Linked DNA regions of Homo sapiens: region 1 is linked to region 2. A link is a loop called in an ENCODE intact Hi-C map of the cell type or tissue named here. Cell type or tissue: heart right ventricle. All regions are shown on one strand. Each heading gives the region's core, and the rest is flanking DNA. Links, peaks and the distances in the headings are about the cores only.

Region 1 (9,474 bases), core at 688-8,687, 120 kb before region 2:
ATATGAGGGAAACAGGAGGAGATTTGACGGTCTTTGAGAAGACTATATGATAGAAGCATAAGGAAGCAGAGTCAGAGATGTTGGCTTTGGAGATAGAAGAAAGGGCCTTAAGGCTTGTGAAACAGTGTCTTCTATAGAGCAGCGATCCCCAAGCTTTTTGGCACCAGGAACTGGTTTCATGGAAGAAGATTTTTCCATCAGGGAATATGTGGGGAGGATGATACCAGGCTGAAACTGTTCCACCTCAGATTATCAGGCATTAGATTCTCATAAGGAGCATGCAACCGAGATCCCTTGCATGTGCAGTTCACAATAGGGTTCACATTCCTATGAGAATCTAATGTGGGGTGGAGCTCAGGCCGTAATGCTTGCTTGCCCACCACCGCTCACCTCCTACTGTGCGGCTCAGTTCCTAACAGGCCACAGATTGGTACCGATCTGTGGCCCAGGCGTTGGGGACCCCTGCTGTAGAGCATCTGGAGGGATTGTGGCCCTGCCAGTATATTGATTTTGGGTAATTTGTAGTGATTTTGGGCTTCTGGCCTCCAGAATTGAGAGATAATAGATTTTTATTGTTTTTCAGTCACCAAGCTGTGGTAGTTTATTACAAAATTCATAGGAAACAAATACACTAGGCAAATTCACAAATCTCCTGAATTCAATCCGTATACCTGGCAGTAAAGAGGTGGAGATGGTCCAAGAATCCATGTTAAGGTCCCAAGCTTCAAAGGTAACCACTGTTAACCTTTTCTTGTGTATGCTCTTATTCAGAAATGTTATACCAGAGTGTTTGTCTTCATGTATTGTCTGTTTTTTAACAACTTACTTATTTGAATTATAAACACATACACATAATACAAAGATTTTAAAAGGATATAGTGAGAGTAAGTCTGTCCTTTTGCCATTCCTTATTCTTTCTTCCTATAGGCAACCACAGTAAACCAGTTCTTGTGTCTCCTCCCACAGATATTCTATACATTTACATATATATGTACATATTTTCTTCTCACACAAATGGTAGCATATTGTGCAAACTATTCTGTACCTTTTCCCATTTATTTCTTCCATATAATAATGTCTTTTTCTTTGACTTTGTCCTACCCAGTACATATACTTATGCCTATTTACTATACCATTTTTTGGTATACCAGAACATAAACAGTCTCTTATTAGACATTTAAACATTTTATTAGTGTCCATTTAAAGTTATTTACTGGCCATGTGTGTGGTGGCTCACGCTTGTAATCCCAGCACTTTGGGAGGCCAAGGTGGGCAGATCACTTGAGGTCAGGAGTTTGAGACTAGCCTGGCCAACATGGTGAAACCCCGTCTCTACTGAAAATACAAAAATTAACCGGGTATAGTGGTATGTGTCTGTAATCCCAGCTACTCGGGTGGCTGAGGCAGGAGAATCCCTGGAACCTGGGAGGTGGAGGTTGCAATGAGCTGAGATCGTGCCACTACACTCCAGCTTGGGCAACAGAGCAAGCCTCCATCTCAAAATAAATAATAAATAAATAAAGTTATTTACTGTCTTTAGTTACTACTACGAAACCTTCCTAGGCCTCAGTTTTTCTCATCTGGAAAATAGAATCCTACCTCATAGGATTGTTATGATGATTAAATGAGAAAATGATTTAAAGTCTTTAGAATTAGTACTTGCCATATGGTAAGCATTGGAAAAAAATGTTACAAAATTTGTTTTGGAATTTTTACTTGGAATCTGTAACAGTGACTGTTCCTAAAATTCTACTTTATACTGATGAGTATTGGGGATTTCCCCCTCCATTCCTTTTATGCTACACAAACCTAAAGAAACCAATAATTTTTTTTTTTTTTGAGACATAGTTTCTCTCTTGTTGCCCAGGCTGGAGTGCAATGGCATGATCTTGGCTCACCACAACCTCCACCTCCCGGGTTCCAGTGATTCTACTGCCTCAATTCTCCCGAGTAGCTGGGATTACAGGCGTGTGCCACCACACCTGGCTAATTTTGTATTTTTAGTAGAGATGGGGTTTCTCCATGTTGGTCAGGCTGGTCTCAAACTCTGACCTCAGGTGATCTGCCTACCTTGGCCTCCCAAAGTGCTGGGATTACAGGCATGAGCCACTGCCCCTCGCCAAATTTCTTGTGATTTTTAATCTTTACTTTTGCTTAAAAAATTCATTGGTATGTGTCTATTTTTTTCATTTATTACAAAAATCATTTAGGAGAAAACATATATATTTGAATGTATAAAAGGATTTTTCTCACAGTTGAGATCAATCTGTTATATTGACATTATTTTCTATAAATTCAATTCTCTTAGACACATATAAAGAGCAGACTGTGCTTTTGGGTTGGTAAAGGATCATAAATTGGTTATCTGGACACCACTTAATGTTCTCATATCCTTTGTAAATTGCTATTAGGTTATATAATATGTAGAATGTTCTGCATAACATAATAAGTTTATTCAAAATAACAGTTTTTCAGAAAATCTTTACAGAAAGTATTACTAATCACTGGCAATATTGTGACCTAAAATGGTAGATAGCATTCCACATTTTGAAACCTGCATGTTTGCACCTTTAAATGTCCATACAAAGTGATCTAACGCTGATTTTTGAAGTTGGAAAGGACATTAAAACAGTAATATGGGGATAGAGCAAAGAAGAGATACTATACTCACCTCTGTGATTCCCTTTAGTCACTTTAAAATAAAACAGAGCCCCCTATTTAGGAAAATGCCTATTCACAAAATCTTGGAGTCGCAGGGTGGGGGACAGTTTATATACAATGAAGCCTTAGAGAATCACAGGTCAGAAAAAGCACCGGGGTGTGGTAACTGATCGTTTGATTTATATTATTTGAGCAGAGGAAACAGAGATAAGTTTCCTTCAGCAGGTGTAGGATTAAATTTTGCTGTCTGAGGAAGGGGCTTGATGAGGGACACAATAGAGATGTGAGTTGATTTATTTGCCATTATTTTACATTTGGACAAGAAATTTACCCCCACCCCCCATATTTAGAAATATATTTTTAACTTTTAGGGGTTCATATATGTGGTTCTTTATTAAGTTCCACAGATCTCCCCAGTGTATTACTCTGATTTTAAAAAAATCATTGAACTATAAGAAAGGATGGACAGTGGATAGCTTGTGGAGGTAAAATAAAGTAAGTTGGACTGATGTTGGTTTCAGAACTTAAATCTCAGTCATAAGTATAGGGCTCTCTTGTGATTCAATGCCAAGCTTGTAAATTAAGCTGCTTTAAAGGAGTGTTGGAGATAGGAGAAGTGAGTTAGAAATATAAAAACAGAGCTGGGTGAGGTGGCTCATACCTGTAATCTCAGCACTTTGGGAGGCCAAGGAGTTCAAGAACAACTTGGGCAACAGGGCAAAATACCACCTTTACTTAAAAAAATTAGCCGGGCATGATGGTGTACATCTGTAGCCCTAGCTACTTGGGAGGCTGAGGTAGGAAGATTACTTGAGCACAGGAAGTCGAGGCTACAATGAGCTGTGATCACTGCACTCCAGCCTCCTGGAAGACGGGACAACAACCTGTCTCAAAAAAGAAAAACAGGCTTTTTTTTTTTTTTTTTTTTTTAATTTAAACGGAAGGGAGCACAAAGATAATTGCAAAATTCTTAACCCAAACTGGCTTTGGCAGTGTGTTCCCACCCTCTCCCCATTCCTCTCTTTACAGTTGTTTATAAAATTCTTCCTTAAAGTGTTTGATAGAAATATTTGAATGTCATTTAAATATATATCCTGATTCTGGCACTTAGTATGTCTTACCACCTGAGAGTGGACAAAATTTTTATTTTCATAAAACTAGAAATAAAAAGACCTGTACACATAATTTTCTTACAATTTAAGATATTTCCTTTTTGTAAATATCTTGCCTTTTATGCCATTTATTGGAGATCTTTAAATTGTATTAGAGAACTTTATATTTTAGTCATAAAGTACATCTTGTAAAAATTAGCTAGTATAGATTTTAAATTTTCAAACTATTGAAGACTTTCTGGGATTTTTTTTCCCCATTTACTTCAGGTAATACTGACAGCATCTAACTTCACTTTTCTGCCACAGGGTGGTGTAAAATACTTACTGTCTGAAATTCTGTTTGGCGACTTCAACAGCCTAATAGAACCCAACTTAAAATAGAATGTTGTAGAAGTTCACTTTGGGCACTAAACTAAATTGTTTATGAGAGAAGATAGTCCTTATAGAGGGGTCCAATTTTTATTTAAAGGGGCTCTAAGAGGCTTTCATAGGGAAGGCAGTTACATTGCATTATTATTAAAACATTTGGAAATACTTTCAGACTTATTACAATGTTGCAAGAATAAGAATAGTACAAGAAACATCCATATACCCTTTATCAAGATTTACTTATTATTGACCTTCTATCCCATTTGCATACTTCCTTCTTACATACATGTTTTTTTTAATGAAACATTTGAGGCTAAGTTATATACACCATGACACTTTTCACTATATGTTACATTGTGTTTTTCCAAGAGATAGAGATACTCTATTATGTAACCATAACAGAGTATCAACTTGAGTAAATTTAACATTGATAAAATACTTTTATCCAGTTCCCCATCAGTATTTCAGTTTGTCTTTTGACTCAGTAATGTCCTTCATAACGTTTTCCCTACCAGTTCAGCAGTCTCAGGTCAGTTATAACATTTAATTGTCTTGGCTCTTTAGCAACCCTTTAACCTGGAGTAGATCCACAGCCTTTGTATTTTATAACAATGACATTCAACTTTCCTTAACAGAACATTACTCATTTCCATTTTGAGTTTGTCTGGTGATTCTTCATAATACAGGTTATATATTCTCAGCTAGAATATTATATAAATGATGTTGTGTCTTCCTTAGAGTATTACATATATCCATCCTCCTCTTATTGGTGATGTTACATTATATTTTGAAGTCTTTTTTTTTTTGTAAATTTAGATGTGTATGTTTAGAAGAATAATTAAATGCAATTCTAGGATGTGTGAAAGCAAACGTTTTCTCTAAAGGAAGATACTTAAGACTAATGCTCCCAGTAGGTAAAATCTAATTTGACTGGAAGGTTTGAGGTAGCACATTTTAACTTTAAACCTTGCAAAGCTCTTAATGTAGTATACTGGCATTTAATCTTTCCCTGGATTGCCAAGGAGAATTGTTGATATCCTCCTTGGGACCTGCCAGTCATTCTGGTGAACGAATAAAATCTGAGTAGGTGACTTTGGACAGAAGTATAAAACACTGAGATCTCAATTATAAATTTCTGATGTCATAATTAACAGCAAAGCCAAATAATTTTGTATTCTCTGAGTTTGGGCTTGTATTAGTGCAGTTTTAATACAAAACACATTTAAGTGCCAGAGGTGCTGACTGGAAAGAATATTGTAAACTTCTCAAAGAAATGATCACAAGTCTTTTTTAATCCTTCGGTTATTTGACAGATTTGTTACTGTTAATGAACAGACACAACTTTCTGAGTAGGAAGATTTCCTAAATATTTCTAGTATGTTAGCTTTAGGATATGTATAAGAATTCTCAGAAGGCAACAGAGATACCTATTTTGAAGAAAATTGTCACATAGCTCATTTGAACATTTATAATTTCTTGACCTTTTTGCTGAAAAGTATATTAATATTAAGATGGTATAATGCTAAGAAAGCACATTATTTTGCAGCTGTATTCCAGAACATAGTGAATTGAAAGTTTTTTGCATGATCTTACATTTAATCCTTTTACTTTGATTACATATGTATATTACATATAAAATATGTATTTTCCACATACTGTAGACATTAAAGCATTTGAGGTATGAAATTAAATGAATATAAAGTAATTTGAGTGCCAAAATGCTCATTAAATTTAACAGTTGAACTTGAAAAATTATTGGATACTGCTGTGAGTTGTGATTTCTCCTATCAGCTACCCTGCAGAGTATTGTAAGGGAGAAAAAATTACTTCCATGTTCCTTTCAGGTTTGCCCCTTGATTTTACAAAGAAGTATACTGCTTAAATTGCTAGTAGTTTGTAGCTGCTGCTTCTGACACTTGAATACTTGTTTCTGAGCTTCCAGAGTACACTGAATGATACCCTGGGAGCTTAGAAGAATGTAGCCTGTCTTCCCTAGTGCCTAACTTAATTCTGGGAACCTGGGTAGTAAATATTATGTGATTAAATATAGTTTTAAAGGTTGATCTTATTTTCATTTCCCAGGCAAGACATCTGTATAGATTCTGCTTCATCCGTGAGAGAGAATAAGCAACCTGAAGGTTTGGAATTAAAACAAGGTATGAACCAAGTACTTGATTATTGTATAAAATTTACCTGAAGAATAGAAGCATTTTACCAAAAATAAATTTTCAGTGTCTAACTCACCCCATTTTACAGATAGAGGAAGAGAGCAATTTATTTGGTCAAAAATCAGTCACTTCATGATTCTTTTAGCTACTGAAATGATTATATTTTATGATGTTTAGTTAGTTACAGAAGCCACCAGAATTATCATCTTGAATAGTTTTATTTCAGTAATTTATTAAATTAAATTTATTTATTTATTTATTTTGAGACAGAGTCTTGCCCTGTCGCCCAGGCTGGAGTGCAGTGGCGCGATCTTGGCTCACTGCAAGCTCAGCCTCCCGGTTCACGCCATTCTCCTGCCTCAGCCTCCCAAGTAGCTGAGACTATAGGTGCCAACCTCCACGCCCAGCTAATGTTTTGTATTTTTAGTAGAGACAGGGTTTCACCGTGTTAGCCAGGATGGTCTAGATCTCCTGACCTTGTGATCCACCCGCCTCGGCCACCCAAAGTGCTGGGATTACAGGGGTGAGCCACCACGCCCGGCCTATTTTAGTAATTTATATATCATCAGCTGCAAGACATTGGAGATATGTTAACTGGGTAGCTTTGGGTTGTATGTGGGAAAAAACCAGTAAGTTTTATAGCATAACTTTTTTCCCCCTGAGGTATTTTGTCCTTGTTTACTTACTTTCTTCATCATTTATTGCTTTCTTTAAATCAGTAGTTTTTGACATTACCAGCTAGCAGAAATAAAGTGGTAATTTTAATTTATTCAAGCCAAGTACATTTGTAGGGCTAATCTTTTAAATGCCTTTTTTACTTCTTTTTATCTTTAGTAGGAAGAATTGAAAGTAAAATAAGTTTTTATTAGTTACTCAAATGCCAGCTCACATTTGTTTCTGATAAAATTAATTCAGAACAGTAAAAATTTGTTGCATCCAAGAAGATTAAGTTATCTATCATGTAATCACCTAATCTTTGATGGCTTAGAATAGTTTCTCTTAAATATGAGTCATATGAACTTATTTGGTAGAGAGAAACAAGTCATTATTTAGGCAGAATTTGTTTAAAAACTGGTCTTTTATTACTGCTTAATTTAAAAAGTGGAAAAAAAGGTTAGACAGCGAATTTAGTGATTTGTTCAATTTATATGTAGAGAGAGCAAAATCTAGATTTTCTGTAATTCTGATTTATTTACTGTAGGATTTATGAATATTTCTGATTGTTTCAAAAATTCCCATTGCTTTTCAAAAGTCCTGTTGTGATAACCTCATATAAAGCCAGACAAAATTACGTCTTTGTACTCTGACTTCTTCTGAGCACCGCCATAAACTCAGATTCATAGTTTAATTGACATTTATTTGTCACATATAAATACATGCTAAACACATATTATTTTTATATAATATAATCATAATCATATTACCTTACACCTCATGTATAATTAGATTACACCTCATGTATAATTAGACTACACTGCTACTGTTTCTTCTTTGTTTCTGCTCTTTGTATCAAATGAACAGGCAGTATGGAGGATATGCTATTACATCATCTGAGGAGAAGAGAATGTTCTATAAAGGATAAGAAAAGCTAGAATGGGCAGGTTGATTTCCAGTTCCTAGGAAAAAGGAATGGAGACCACAAATTAGCCAATGTTACCTTGTAAGAGAAGATGTTTTTCTGTTCCCATGTTCACACACTCAGAATTGTTTAGAACTCCCTTCCTAGTGTCAACAGGCTGTTGTACTGTGATTTCTTTATGAGAACTTCAGTCATGTGAAAAACCAGTCATGAAGGTGCAGAGAGGGAGAGAAGAAGACCTCCAATGAGCCAGATGTCAAAAGTCCAGGCCTTTTATGCTTAGGAGCCTGTAACCACACTCAGGTTCTCAAGGAGGTATGAGACATTAGGAACACACTGATGGCATCAAGCAGAGTTGAGAAGACATAAGATCAAAGTGTAGCAGTACCATTGTACAATACAGTTCATGCTCATGTTGTGACTAAATGATTAGCAAATAGTTAAATTAAGTTTTAACCTTTTTTTTTTTTTTTTTTTTGAGACAGTCTCTCGCTCTATTGCCCAGGCTGGAGTGCATGGCGCAATATCGGCTCACTGCCAGCTCCGCCTCCCAGGTTCACACCATTCTCCTGCCTCAGCCTCCTGAGTAGCTGGGACTACAGGCACCTGCCACCATTCCTAGCTAATTTCTTTTTCTTTTTTTTTTTTTTTTGAGATGGAGCCTCCCTCTGTCGCCCAGGCTGGAGTGCAGTGGTGCAATATCAGCTCACTGCAAGCTCCACCTCCCAGGTTCACACCATTCCCCTGCCTCAGCCTCCCAAGTAGCTGGGACTACAGGCGCTCCCCACCACGCCCGGCTAATTTTTTGTATTTTTTAGTAGAGACGGGGTTTCACCGTGTTAACCAGGATGGTCTTGATCTCCTGACCTCGTGATCTGCCTGCCTTAGCCTCCCAAAGTGCTGGGATTACAGGCGTGAGCCACCGCACCCAGCCAGTTTTAACCTTTTTTTAAAAAGCAGGGAATTAAAGTCTTTTAGAAGAATATCTACTAAATGATTAAAATATAAAATGTTTTATTGCATAATGGATAAGTTACTTAGAATATTTATTTATGGAAAACATCTTCCAGATAAATATTAATATAGCTGAAATCTGACTAGATAGTAACTTGCTTGAAGTTACCAAACAAGCTGAGGTATATCAAGAAATAGAAATCCTGATAGGCTCAATAAAGATTATTCCCTGTTTTCTAAGTGCACTAATATTGTCTATTTGTAATGTGCATAACCTGCAAAATCTAATATCTCTAACTTTTCTTGCATAACTAGCTATTTTTGTTCACAGTGAGCTCAATAAAAGCAGAATATAAGCTCCTTGTGAATGCATTGTCATTTTAATGGCTTGACCAATTGAGACAATTCACTGAAGCTTATTTAGTACGAAAGTAACCTTTTGTTCAGTAGACCAAAATATAAAGCAGCATTGAATTTTCTTTTTGCTCTTTCAGAATAAAATAAATCATATCATGTGACCTATTAATGGTATATAAGTTATTTAAATTACATTATCAGTATTTAGAGCATTTAAAATACTGAAGTATTGCTTGAATAATACACAAGTATTAATTATGAATTAAGTTGAAAT
Region 2 (9,474 bases), core at 578-8,577:
GCTGCAACAGGTCAGAAATAGCGTCATAATTTTGAGATTAGCAAACTTTCTCTGCTAATGTCTTGCTAATTATCATATACACTTAACATTGAGCCATAATTATTATCAGTTAATTAGACCTTAAAATTTATCTTTGATAACACCTCTGGCATTTAATTATGTAACCGGTAACTCATGAATGTTATTAAGTGATGTATGACTACAGTAAAGCATAATTAGATCTCATATTTGTTTCATATCATATTGATGGTGATAATAGTTTCGTAGTTTTTACAGCTTATATAGATATGGCCACATTAAATTGATATTCTATAAGACAAACAAACATTTTAACAAGTATTCTAAAAGCATATTAAAGAGAGGCCATGAGGAAAGGAAAAGTAGATGATCATATCTGATGCCATTTAACAGAAGTTCACAACAAATAAATAGCCTGATTTCAAGGCCCCATTTTAACCTAAAAACAAATAACATTCAAATACTTATGTCATAAAAAATTAATTCCTACTGTTGTAAAACAGAGAAAAACAATGACCAAACTGTTTCTAGTACTGTTAAAGTAATAAATATGTTCCCCTAAATGTTGTATGCACATTAATTCATATTTTAAATATGCTAGTGTACTTTTAGGAAATGTGCAGTGAATCTTTTTGTAAAAGGAAGAATCTCTTTTTTAGAAAATGTGGTTACTTTCATATCTTTGTAGGAGAATTAAAAGTCAGCTAGAAATCAGGTTATCTAGTAGGATGGACTGGTAGATTCTAAACCCCTTGAGGGCAAAGTTCTTTTGCATCTTAATATCATTTACAATTCCTAATGTGGTGGTTCACCCATAGTAGGTATTTAATGAATATTGATTGCCTATTGTGTGAGACAGCTTGGGGGGAAATTAAAGAAACTCTGCTTTATGCACTTTTCTCTGAAATGGGGACAAAGAAACACACTGTATTCATCAGGGTTTTCCAGAGAGACAGAATGAGGAGGTTGGATGGGAGAGGATTTAGTAAGAAGAATTGGCTCACATGGTCACAGAGGTGGAGAAGTCCCAGGTTAGGACAACTGCAGGCCGGAGAACCAGAGAAGCTGGTAGCGTGGCCCAGTCCAAGTCCAAAGCCTCAGAATGAGAAAAGCCAACAATGTAGGCTCAAGGACCCCCTGGAATGTTGCTGGGACAAGTCCCAGAGTCCAAAAGCCAAAGGACCTGGGAGTCTGATGTCCAAAGGCAGGAAGAGAAAAAATATCCTGCTCTGGAAAGGAGAGAGAAAACAGAGTGAGTCCCCCTTCTTCTGCCTATTTGTGCCGGCCTGGCCCCCTGCTGTCTGGTTGTTGTGCCAGCATTGAGGGGATTTTCCTCTCCCAGTTCACTGACCCATGGAAACACCCTTACACACAAACACAGAAACAGTGCTTCACCAGCTACTGGACATCCCTAAATCCAGTCACTTTGACACCTGAAATTAACGAGCACATGTATCTTGAGAAAACAAGTCAAGATTCTGATGTGGAAAGGAAACTCAGAGTCTGGTGAGTTACCAGATACTTGACCATGGAGGAGACCGAGACTTTGCAAACCAGGGAAGGAAACTGTGCTAGTCCGTTCTCACACTGCTGTGAAGAAATAACTGGGACTGGGTAATTAATAAAGGAAAGTGGTTTAATTGACTCACAGTTCCACATGGCTGGGAAGGCCTCAGGAAACTCACAATCATGGTGGAAGGGGATGCAAACACGTCCTTCTTCACAGGGCAGCAGGAGAAAGAAGTGCTGAGCAAAGGGGGAAAAGCCCATTGTAAAACCATCAGATCTCGTGAGAACTTACTCACCATCACGAGAACAGCGTGAGGGTAACTCCCCCCATGATTAAATTACCTCCCACCAGGTCCCTTCCGTGACAGTGGAGATTATGGGAACCATAATTCAAGATGAGATTTTGATGGGGACATAGCCAAACCATATCAGAAACTCCCGCAGCAAGGTCAGGTGTGAAAATAAGCTACAGGAAACATACTCAGATTTTGAATTTATACAACTAATCTAAGTCAGATAGATGGATTGATTTATTTTTAACTCCCTGTCTTGATTTGTAATAAAAATGTAATAAATTAGGTGGAATAGTACGCTATTTGAAACGCAACACAGATGAGGAAGCTTATTGCTCAAAGCCACACAGAATGAAAGAAATCATTGTCTAAAATCACAGAACTGTGACGCATCAGTCATTAACTGAAAGTTTTTGTAAACACAATTCTCATTTTTCAATTGAGATACAATGAGGAGATATTAGAAACATATTTTGATAACTTACCTTTACTATTCCCAGAGGAGCTACTGCCCTGATGCCTTCCTCTTGCTAAGTAGCAGTTCGTTGGTTTGTAGTCATTCTCCCTTAACCATAGGGGATACATTCCAAGACCCCCAGTGGATGCCTGAAACCTCAGGTAGTACCAAATCCTATACATAATTTTTTTTCCTATAATGTATACATACCTATGATAAGGTTTATAAATGTAGCACAGTAAGAGATTAACAACAACAATAAAATTGAACAGTTATAATAATATACTGTAATAAAAGTTATGTGGGGCTGGGTGTGGTGGCTCATGCCTGTAATCCCAGCACTTTGGGAGGCTGAGGCGGGCAGATCACCTGAGGTCAGGAGTTTGAGACCAGCCTGGCCAACATGGCGGAACTCCATCTCTACTAAAAAAAAACCAAAAATTAGCCAGGTGTGATGGTGCATGCCTGTAATCCCAGCTACTTGGGAGGCTGAGGCACGAGAATCACTTGAACCCCAGAGGTAAAGGTTGCAGCAAGTCGAGATTGTGCCACTGCATTCCAACCTGGGGGATAGAGCAAGACTCTGTGTCTCAAAAAAAAAAAGTTATGTGAATGTGGTCTCTCTCTCTCTCAAATCATCTTATTGTACTGTACTCACCTATTTTCAGGTGGTGGTTGTCTATAGATAACTAAAACCATGAAAAGTGAAACCAGGGTCTACTGTGAATACAGCCTAAGGGTCAGAGTGAGAAAATGCTTAACTCCTTTCCTTTCTTAACCTGATGTGTTTTCTTCTTATTTGAGTAAACTGATTTACATTTCCTTTCCCTGAAATAGGTGATCCTTTCACAGACCGGAAGAATGCGGATGGTCAACATGCTTACTCAAAGAGCTGAGTCATAGGCCATAGGGCTTAGTGGAAAGAAAGCTAGGATAGTTGTGAGTATGCCTAACTGTGTGTGATCTTGGGAAACTTATTTAACATCTCTGAGACTATATCCTCACCTGTAAAATGGAGCAATTAATATCTTTAGGGCAGGGTTGTTGTTAGGATAAGAGAAAATACATGTAAACGTATGACATTTAGTTGATGCTTAATAAATGGTAGCTAATTTTCCTTTTATGATTGTAAGGAGTTGAGATGCAAATTGCAATGCCACTGAGAAGGGAAACCAATTAACCAATGAGGAATATAAAAATAGAAGTAAAACCAGAAAGACGAAACCATGAACTCACAGAATCTGTAGATGTGCTTTGGTGAAGGAATAGCTTTGTTTACCTGAAGCAGCTAAGCTGTATTTTGTTTTGAGAAGAATAGAGTGATATCATGTAAAGGGGCCCAGATGAGACTGGAAACATGGGTTCTAGGTCCACTTCTTCTGTGGATGGTATGACCTTGAACAAGTCACTTAAATGTAAAGAAAGGATATTGAGTGACTCTCTCAAATTCCTTCCAGTCCTATGATAATGGAGGCCTGGAAACAGGAAGAGTAGAGTTTGGATGCAGACACACAAAAAATCTTATTTTGGATCCCAGCTCTTTAAGCCTGTTTCTTTCTGTAAAATAGTATAAAGATCTATATTTTGGTGAGGTTATTGAGAAGAACTACGTAGTAGACTACGAAGTTGCCTCACAGTGTGATAAGCATTTTTCTATTTCCCTTCCATTCCTTTTAGCCACATTATATGTCAAGAACTACATCTCAGGCTTCTTAGTTGAGGAGACATGTATGAAATCAGCCTTTGATAAGTGTTGGCTGATAATGATTTTATTTGTTTCTGTAAGGCCTTGCCCACCCAGAGAGAACTCCCTTCTTTTTTGTGGCATTTCATCTTCCTATTTACTTGTTCCAAAATTCCTTTCACTAGGTTATTCCTGACTTAGACAACCAAGGCAAAGCATTGTCTGTTGATGACCATGTCACCAAAAGCGGGATGAGGATACTGAGGTGTTTGTGTGTGCGTAGGTCTTTTACCATTTTGTATTAACCAGATTAGTTCAAATTAAGTACTTGTTCTTGGGAAAGGAAAGAAACTTTTAGCAAGACGAGCAGTATAGTGTCATATGTAGTAGGCTTAGAGTTAGCCAAACTTGGGTTCGAATCTGACCTCCCATTTCCTAGTTCTGTCCCACTTAACCCCTCTAAGAATCAATTTCCTGAGTCTTGTGGGGCTAATAACACTATTCATTTCATAGCATTATTGTAGGGATTAAATAAGATGATATTTGTGATATACTTTGCGTAATACTTGGCATAAAGTAAATGCTTAATAAACAGAACTGTGTGTTTCAGGCCGAACACATACTTTGGTTAAATAAAATTTATGAGAGGCCATTGTTTTGAAGTAAGTTCTGACATTAGGCCCTAATAGAACAGACCAAACCAAAATGGGGTCACTCATGCTAAGGTTCCATGTTACCAAATTGAATTCGTCATTCAACCTTCTGAGAAATCAAGAGAGAGAGATGACAGCCGCAACACTCAAACAGGCCAGTTTTAGCCAGTATGATAAGGAAGTCCCCTCTGCTTTAATTCTTATAAAGAAGGTAACCTGAAGTGACCTGATGTTAACCAATCTGTTTTTTTCTTTTGTATTATGCTATTTCCTTGTTCCTGTTCAAGGTACCTTATGAAAACTGAATGTTCTGCCATGCCCAATGGAGTGTCTTTTATAAATCTTTAGATGAGATGCTGGCCAATTCATGAATCACTAATAAAAGCCAATTAGATCCCTTAACTAAATTTTTTGAAATAAAAAGAAAAATGATTTTAGAGATGAAGAGAGTGAGGCTCGGGGGAATCAGGAAACTCATCTAGGCTGCTGCACCATAGGAAAAATAGGTCTTTGGTCTCCTGACTCCCAAGGCTGGAATTTCTATTTGTCTTTCTATTTCATCACTGTTCTGAAGTTAGAATTTAAGAATCACTGCAATACATCTGCTAATGTAATATATTTATAAAATACATGAATCATATTTCTGATGAATTTCTCTATTCACAATGCTTAGTATCTACAAACTCTGAATAATAAAAAGGAAGTCTGTTTCAGGTGGTATTAATAGTTTATCAAGGAGAAAATAACTGAATATCGTATTAGCATCATTTTCCTTTTACAGAATCTGGCTACTGCCCCCTGGTGCTAATAATATGTAATTACACTTCATGAAAGTTGCATTCAGCATTTAGGTTTGAGTCAAATGTTGATAGAAATTAAACTTGTTGCCCTCCAAACATCTATGCACATTATCTGGATAGGAAATATAAAGTTACAATCCAGAGTCCACCTAGGCATACCAATGGGTAGCAGAATGACTTCACCTTTTAATTGAAAGTAATCCATTTCTGAGAAACCATCACAGGCAATTTGGTACAATTGAACTTTGTCTTTAACCTTTTACTATGATTTATGTGATTAGGCCAATGGAGGAAGTGGTTTTCAACAGCATGATTAAAACACTTTGAGGAAATAATTTCTGTCTTCAAGCACCTTGCATGATTTTTTTTTTTCTTTTCCAAGTGTTTGTCCTTTCTCATCAAAAGGAGAGTCAGGAAATGGAGAAATACTGACTTTTAAACACTGTCTTGGACAGAAATGAAAGCTCATAAAACAGCAAGGTCAAAGCCAGGGTGCTGGTTTTTAGCAGACCTGTGCAGCATGACTTCTTGCCTGATGAACAGCAGGACTAGAGATGTACTAATTTCAGTATTTTCCAAATTTAGGAATTTTACCCATCTATCAGGGATTTTTCAATTTTACTAAGCAAGGATTAAATTTCACCAACTTTTCAATTTTATTAAGCAAGGACTTATTTAAAAATAAACAATACATTGTGGCTACCATCTACTAAGAACCTATTTTATAAAATAAAGGACACTTTAATATCAGTAAAGTAGGAAGGACACAGTTTTATAATAATGGGCAATTTTACTCAACAAAATACAGTTGTTGCATTAGTCTTTGGTTTTCTCATTTTGCCAGGTGGCAAAATTGGACAATGGACCAGGTTAACGTTCCCTATTGAAATGACCTGCTCAAGTTCAGACTAAATTTTAGGCTGAAAATATTCCACTCTGCTTCTGTATTTGCCACTGTGCTTCAGAATATGTACAGAGGCTCCCAAATAGTCTTCAACATGCATGAAATTTATTGGCAATATGTATTCTGCCACATTTTTGGAGTAGGGAGGGTTGTTATAAGAATTCAGCTAAATGTAGCAAATTTTGCAAATCTCAAAATTTTGAGTAATCATTCTGAACTGTCTGTCCTTTGCCATTTTCTTTTGAGAAACAGGATCTTGTGCCACTGCCCCACAGTACTTTACATCTCAACAAGAAGAAAAAGAAGGTATTTTTTTTTTCTGGAAAGAGTAGGTTGTGGGTGACCTATCTGAGTTCACTGGCTCACTGAACAGTGATTAACATTTAAAATGTATGCAAACTAGACTCCTAATTAAAGCCCAATAATGTAGGACTTTGAACCTATTCACTGCCTTTGAAAATAATCATAGATGCTGGCTGCTTATCATGAAAAAGTCATTATGGTAAATGACCAACTCCCCCACCTTCTTTCCATCAACTGCAAAAGTGATTCTCCATTGCAAAGATTTGCAAATGGTGCATGTTGCAGTCACATGTCTCCTGGTAGCTGTAATTGTTATGCAAATTTTCTTGGCTCATGAATAATAACATTTACAGAGCTCCTGTTATATGTGAATTTGCAAGCATGAACTGAATTCAGGGTGGGTGGACAGTGGTGTTGATCTGAGAGTTCGTCAGGAACTCTCAAGGGCAGTTTGGAAGTGGCAGCGAAGAAGGGGAGTGACCCTTCCTCCCATTCTTTATTCTTCCTCCTTTGCTTTGCTGACTGTTTGTGGGAAAGGGGATATGAAGCGCAGAGAGGGAATTAAAAAAAAGTAATGGAATCCAAAATAGGTCAGAGGACAGAAATATTCAGGAACCAAATACTAGTTGCAGTATTAATTAAAGTCAGTTTGTCAAAGGTAGAGAATCCAGATAACAAAGACAGCCTCAGTGGAGAAAAAAGGGAAATGTGAGAATGAACATTTATTGTGCCTCTGGTAAGTGCCAGAGACTCTTGTACATAGGCTACATATTTTATTATTGACCCATATAATAGCCTGATAAAATAGGTTGTGTTTTCTTACAGGTGAGGAGCCTGAGGTTCCCAGGGGTTTGTGTACATGAGGAAGGTTCTCACATCTCAGAGCTAAATTTCAACTCTAAATATATCTGATTTGAAAACTTTCCCATCTCCAAGTTTCCTTTCAAAATTACTCCAAAATGTACCCATTGAAATGAACTTCCAGGAAACATGATTTCAGAGTAGTGGTTTCATTACCTTATTTCCCTGGACATCAGTGACACAGAGATGATATGGCTAAAATGACTGTTTATTGCCTAAGCAGCTGCTGACATGACCAGCACACCATGGTCCTGGAATCGAATGCAATGGAATATATGGCTACAAAAGGGGTCTGGGAGCTCTTCAGTGTGGTTCCTCAAGACCTGTCACTGTGTTCTGTGGGTAATTTAATGTTTACTAAGGAAATACTGAAATGTGCCAGCAAATGATCATTTTCACCTTTGGGAAATCACTCATTTGATGGGGACATTTAAGGAATTTATGTTATTCTTTGAAGACTTATAAACAGAAAAAAAGTGACTATGAGCTATGGGAGAAGAAAATTTCCCCTCTTCTCTTGTCCATTTCTCTGGTCTGGCAGTCCTTCCCAAATATTTGTGAGATACAGGACAAGGATACAAATAGAGGCCCAGATGTTGTGTGGGCTATATATTTAGGCTACACAAATAATTATCCTCTGTCTCTCCATCTCAGGACTAGGGCTGTGTACTCTGGTGGTGTAGTTTGTACTCTGGAGGACAGACCTGGGAAAGAAAATCATACGGGGCCTAGAAGCAATTTGAAGGCAATATGGGGAAAGGATTTTAGGGTCCCTGGAACACAGAGGTTGGTTAGTAGAGGAGAATAAGGGTTCTGGGTTGACATGTCCTATTGCCACACAAACTTCTCACCCCAGGCAAAGCTCTGTGGCTGGAGGAAGATGACAGAGTGGTGGCTTTTAAGCACAGGACCCGGGGCATGGTTGGAAGCATGCACAGACACACACTTATAGACACATGCTTGATGAAACCGCAGATCACCTGTAATTTTTCCTCTGGGGTAACTTGACAGAGCAGAGACTTTGTTCTTTATTTTTTCTAGCTCTCACCATAGTGATGATTCCTTTTCAAGATGGTATAATTTAAGTAAAATAAATATTCTTTATTTTTCTTCCAACTTTTATTTTAGGTTGGAGGGTATATGTGCAGGTTTGTTACATGGGTAAACTGCATGTGGCTGAGGTTTGGTATAATTGTTTTCATCACCCAGGTAGTGAGCCTAGGGACCCAGCAGGGAGCTTTTTGATCTTCATCCTCTTCCCATCCTCTACACTCAAGTAGGTTCCAGTGTCTATTGTTCCCCTGTTTGTATTCATGCGTACTCAAATGTTTAGCTCCCACTTATAAGTGAGAATATGTGGTATTTGGTTTTCTGTTCCTGCATTATTTCACTTAGGACAATGGCCTCCAACTACATCCATGTTGCTGTGAAAGACATGATTTTGTTCCTTTTTTATAGCGGCATAGTATTCCATGATGCATATGTACCATATTTTCTTTATTCTATCCACCATTGATGGGCATCTAGGTTGATTCCGTGCCCTTGCTATTGTGAAAAGTGCTGCAGTAAACATACACATGTATGTGTCTTTTTCTTTTGTTTTGTCTTTTTTGAGACAGGGTTTCACTTTGTTACCAGGCTGGAGGGCAGTGGTGTGATCTTAGCTCACTACAGCCTTGACATTCTGGACTCAAGTGATCCTCCCACCTCTGCCTCCCAGAGGAACTACAGGCACATGCCACTGTGCCCAGGTAATTTTTTATTTTATTAATTATTATTTTTTTTTTTAACAGAGACTGGGTTTTACCTAGTTGCCCAGGCTGGTATCATGCATTTGTCTTTATGGTAGAATGAATAGACTATTATTTTGGGTACATACCCAGTATGTATTGGTATTGCTGGGTTTAATAATAGTTCTGTTTTAAATTCTTTGAGAAATCTCCAAACTACTTTCACAGGGGCTGAACTAATTTATATTCCCACCAGCAGTGT

What was found. Hi-C counts contacts between places; a loop is a spot of excess contacts. Peaks named below come from ENCODE experiments on the same cell type or tissue, not always from the same donor. Only the 100,000 strongest peaks of a DNase experiment are listed, where the experiment ranks them.
Region 1: it touches region 2 in a loop (2.6-fold over the local background); 39 of 110 quality-filtered maps call a loop at or near these places.

What each region holds. Positions count from the first base shown.
Region 1 is chr9:26,857,890-26,867,363 of GRCh38, reverse strand. It overlaps CAAP1 (caspase activity and apoptosis inhibitor 1), which reads left to right. Exons shown (of 6, transcript NM_024828.4): 5 at 6,225-6,298. Among named protein-coding and RNA genes, the nearest start is that of CAAP1, 30 kb to the left of the region's middle. In heart right ventricle, for the core only: a CTCF peak has its summit at 4,074; no DNase peak of the experiment used is centred there.
Region 2 is chr9:26,740,506-26,749,979 of GRCh38, reverse strand. No RefSeq gene overlaps it. Among named protein-coding and RNA genes, the nearest start is that of CAAP1, 150 kb to the left of the region's middle. RefSeq lists a silencer at 3,008-3,097 and enhancers at 2,081-3,280, 2,855-3,534, 6,640-7,205. In heart right ventricle, for the core only: a CTCF peak has its summit at 5,410 (motif pointing left); no DNase peak of the experiment used is centred there.